Linked DNA regions of Homo sapiens: region 2 is linked to region 1. A link is a loop called in an ENCODE intact Hi-C map of the cell type or tissue named here. Cell type or tissue: GM12878. All regions are shown on one strand.

What was found. Hi-C counts contacts between places; a loop is a spot of excess contacts. Peaks named below come from ENCODE experiments on the same cell type or tissue, not always from the same donor. Only the 100,000 strongest peaks of a DNase experiment are listed, where the experiment ranks them.
Region 2: it touches region 1 in a loop (2.6-fold over the local background); 13 of 110 quality-filtered maps call a loop at or near these places.

The regions. Positions count from the first base shown.
Region 1 is chr5:116,075,411-116,077,910 of GRCh38, forward strand. No RefSeq gene overlaps it. Among named protein-coding and RNA genes, the nearest start is that of COMMD10, 8.4 kb to the right of the region's middle. RefSeq lists an enhancer at 1,109-1,258. In GM12878, no CTCF peak of the experiment used is centred here; a DNase peak (open chromatin) is centred at 1,251; H3K4me3 peaks cover 303 bases.
Region 2 is chr5:115,548,217-115,550,716 of GRCh38, forward strand. No RefSeq gene overlaps it. Among named protein-coding and RNA genes, the nearest start is that of FEM1C, 4.7 kb to the left of the region's middle. In GM12878, a CTCF peak has its summit at 1,116 (motif pointing right); a DNase peak (open chromatin) is centred at 1,155.

The DNA of each region.
Region 1 (2,500 bases):
ACATGACTTTTGCCTTCTGCCATGATTGTGAGGCCTCCCCAGCCACGTGGAACTATGAGTCCATTAAACCTCCTTCTTTTGTAAATTGCCCAGTCTTGGGTATGTCTTTATCAGCAGTGTGAAAACAGACTGACACAGGTGTCTAGACTGATGATGCCATTCATGCAGCAGGGAGGTATGTAACAAGATTTATTACTTACATAATGAGGTTTTCTGGGGAGAGCAGAGCAGACTCTCAAGCAAAACCAAAAATGGCTTACGACAGCAGGGAAGGCCAATTGGCCTGGGGCTTTATGGTGGTTGGGGGTCGGGCCAGGATGAGGTTTCCCTGTTGCAGTCAGGGGCTTACGTGGCTTGAATTTCTCATCAGTGCCAGAGAAGGAAACAGCTGGGCTTAACACTTTGCCCAGATGTGGGGCAGAAGGGGAAGAGGGAGTAGTGGGGCTTGAAATCTGTCAGCCAACATCAAAAATGGAGTCAGACTCCTTATTATCATATTTGAAAGTATTTTTGTGTCTATTTGTTGGGTTCTTTGCCTTGGAGACAGTAATCTTTAGGTTGGTTTTTGTTATTAGTATCTACTTTGTGTTTGTCTCATTCTTTGCATTCACTCTGAATAGCCCCTCTGCCCTGTCCATAATTCAATTTAAAATTGTGTGCAGTCTTTTCCTTGCAGTTTCTAATTTACATCATAAGAAATGGTGTTTTTAATCCTTTCTTTGATTTCCGTGTTTTACATCTAATTTTGATATTTTGTCAAGTTGTCTTTTAGCTCGTTTCACTGAATTAATTTCCTTCTTAAGTTCTATCTCAAGAAGGATTCAAGTGGAATTTTTGTTTTTTGCATACTCTATACCTTTTATGTATTTTCCTGTAAAATTATTACACAACTGTCATGGCATTTCTTCCTATCCTACTTGTGTTTAGCATGAACAGCTCTGCCCAGACCTCTATTTTCTCTGGTATGTCTTCTTGGTTCTTTTTAATGTGAGATTGATTTGTCTTTCCATCTATGCTAGCTTGATGACTCAATATTCCATTCTACTTTTTAATAAAAGCTTAGGGTTGAGGGTAGCATTTATTAGTGGCTTTAGTTTTTACTTTCTTAGTTCTGAGATTTTGTCAACTGTCTTGTATCAAGATTCACTTGACTGGTATGGGCATGTCCAGTAGCTGAGGGGGTATCCCCCAGGCTTCAGATCAGTCCTCCTTTAATGGTAGAGTCCCGGAACCTCTGATTCTTCCTGAGTCAGCCCTGGTTTTTACTTCCCCATTTCATTCTTTCATTTCCACTTAGTATAGAGAAAGAATCAGAGTGCCTGTGGGTTTCAGCCAGTGTTAACATTAAGGCAGGCAGGGTGAGGGAAGGCTATTTTCACTGTAGCTTCAATGTAATCATCTTTTCCACTGGCTTTTTGTGTGGGTGTCTTATTTTTTATTTTCTCTTTTATCTTCAACTTTCATAGCTTCCTATTCATCATTTGAGATAATTAGATGTATTTTGTTTTTCTGCCTTTTTGCTCTACTTTTTCCCTCACTCAGATACATCAAAAGAGTGACCTCCGGAGCTTCCTCTGGACTCCGCTAGTCCTGCATCAGCCTCAGGCATTTATATTCTCCAGGTATTTTTCATGATTTCTTCTTGGCTGACTATATACCTCCAATTCTGCTCCTCTCCAAGTTTGGGGATATAAAGAGAACGCTCATGGTTTTGTGGAAACCTTCTTTTCCTAGCACAGTTTCAGCAAGTTGGGGACCACCTTTAGGATCCAGCTTAGCTAAGGCAGAAGTTCGGTTTCTTTTCTCGTCAGATCATTTTTCAAGTGTAGTATTAACTTATGCTTGTTTGTTTGTTTGCTGTTAATAAGTTGATTTCTTTTTCCTGTTGTCTATTTATGATGTTTACTTTTTTTAGTTTTTTTTACTAGCTGTGGCGTAAAAGGGAGTCTGTAATCTTGCCTCACTCTGACATGTCCACCGATTCTTTTCAAATGGTGTTCACAGGTGAAAATTACTGAAGAAAGCACTCTGTCTTTCACACATCCTATGTGTAAATATCGGTCCTGTTAATGGCACAGACCTCTGGGAGGCAGGACGGGAAAAACTAGGTGCAAATGAAAATGGACGAGTGATAATTTGAGATGGTCTTCAACTTTTAAGTTTGAGAATACATTAGGAGGGGATCTGTTCATATATTATAAAGTGTATTTTTGCTACATTTTAATAAATATTTCCCTCTCATCCTCTTCCCCACCCTCCATTTGTTTAAGGGTGGGTGAACATAAATATTGTTTTTTATGGGAAAATGTGGCCTACACCCTGGATACTATTCTCTGTTTCTTGCTTCTGTTTTTTTTTTTTTTTTTGAGACACAGTCTCACTCTGGCACCAGGCTGGAGTGCAGTGGCACGATCTCGGCTCACTGCAACCTCCACCTCCCGGATTCAAGTGATTCTCCTGTCTCAGCCTCCTGAGTAGCTGGGACTACAGGTGCGCACCA
Region 2 (2,500 bases), 530 kb before region 1:
CCACCTTGGTCTCCCAAAATGCTGGGATAACAGGCATGAGCCACTGTGCCTGGCTTTTATATGTATTTTCATTGCAGAGAAATATAATAGAGTGATTCATAAAACACATTCAGCTAGGCATAGTGGCTCACGCCTGTAATCCCAGCATTTTGGGAGGCCCAGGCAGGAGGATTGCTTGAGCCCAGAAGTTCAAGACCAGGCTGGGCAACAGAGTGAGACCCTGTCTCTACAAAAAACTTAAAAATTAGCCAAGCATGGAAGTACATGCTTGCAGTCCCAGCTACTCCAGAGGCTGAGGTGGGAGGATCACTTGAGCCTGGGAGGTTGAGGCTTCAGTGAGCTGTGATTGCACCACTGCAGTCTAGCCTAGGTAACAGAGCGAGATACTGTCTCAAAAACAAAAACAAAAAACATATTCAAACATAAAAGTACATTAATTAGGATATATTCCTGAGGAATGGGATGTGGAATGGAATTATAAATGCGAAGAGAAAATAAATTATGTAAAAATATCCTATAGGTAAATAATAATTTGTTCATATATTTTTTTAAATGGTTCATAGTAAGCATAACTGCTATGATATTTAGATTTCGTTGGATTCATTTAAAAGCATGTTTTATTTAAAAATGTTAATTTTTACATTTTGCGGAAAATTGCAACCTTTGCGAATACTTAAACTTATGATGAAAAATTTTAGGTGACAATTGAAAAATATGTAGGAGGGTAGATAGCATCTCATGTGCATGAGTAAAAATGTTTGAAGACTTAATTGAAATGTTTGGAGACTTATTCACAACCCCCTATTGGAAGTCATTTCCATTTCTAAAGAACATTTGTTCTTCCAATCTTTGATTTTTTTTTTCTTAAATAGAAAATCAACTAAATTTCCTTTTATATAGATTTTACATTGTGTTTCTAAATGCCCACCTCTTTTCTACCTTCCATCAATGGGAGGGACAACTTTTTTGTTTGGTTTGGTTGGTTTGCTTTGGATTGGTTTGGTTATTAAGACTTTGATGTCTGGTTAAATCAGCAATTACTGTCTTCCTGAAAGCCACAGAATGCTACTGGGGCATAACAGGAAGACTCATTTTTAAGGGGTCTGTAGGGGGAGCCAAAGACTGGAAAAGGGGAAAGGGACCAGAGACAGCCTCTGAATTACCCATTCAGGTAAGTACCCAGAGATGACAGACAAAAAGGGGAACCACTTCCGGGAGCCAAGGTGAATATTCAGGCTTCCCCGACGGGGGAGCAAAGTGTTACTTGCATCCAGAGCATTTCCCTAGGCCCAAGGCTTTATAATGTAAGCCCAGAGGAGACATTACCCCTTACCTGAAAGGCTGATGGGGAGGAGGAATTGGATCAGCAAAAAGGGGACACCCTAATTATAGAACAATGAACATTTTCAGGCCTATAAGTTGTTTTCTTCTTCTCACATATTGCCTTGGGATAAATTTCCAAGAGTTGGATTACAGAATGTCTTTTTGGCTTTTCATATACATTGTTATACTATTTCCTAGAAGACTTAGACCAATCTGTCACCACCAGCAAGGCACTATTGACTTCACCAAACATTGAACCCACTTGATATTATATTTTTTGAAAATTCTTACTGGTTTTGTATGTGTTAAATGATACCGCCAAGTTTCCCAAATTTACCTGGCTACCCTTGGGATTTTTTTGGTCTGTGCAATATCCTTGAATTAGTAGAACATTCCTTCTATAGTATTCCTTCTGGGGATTGTCAAACATTTAATTCCTGCCAGTCTATATTTAAACCAGAAACCTCAGTGAAACAGTTTGCTTGCACGGTTTTGGTATACTTTGGTAACTTGTTCTAATTTGAGAAATGGCCAGGATGAATTTTTTTTAAATCTCTAGTTTTTGGTAACTAACTGGGCATAGTTCTATTTAGAAAAGTATGAAAAGAATCTACTTTCATGAATTTAAAAGTTACACAAAAATAGCATAGCAAGGTGTACGCTTCTTGTGCTATTTAGAAATGTCTTTCTCATATAAGTCCGCTTTATTAACACTGATAATTTGCTCAAGGTGAGATATTTTAATTGTCATAAATTCATTCACCACCTTAAAAATTATTGAATCCTGGAATCCCAGCACTTTGGGAGGTCTAGGCTGTCAGACTGCTTGAGCTCAGGAGTTCAAGACCAGTCTGGGCAACATAGCAAAACTCCATTTCTACAAAAAATACAAAAATTAGGCAGGCATGGTGATGCACACCTGTAGTCCCAGCTACTCAGGAGGGTGAGGTGAGAGGATGGCTTGAGTCTGGGAAGCGGAGGTTGCAGTGAGCTGAGATTGCGCCACTGCACTCCAGCCTGAGTGACAGAGCCAGACCCTGTCTAAAAACAAAACAAAACAACAACAAAAAAAACCCCAATAAAACAAAGTTATGGAATCCTATTATGTACTATGTTAGATACTGGATGAATATGACATAATCTCTACTTTTGAGGAATTGATGGTCTGTAGGAGAAA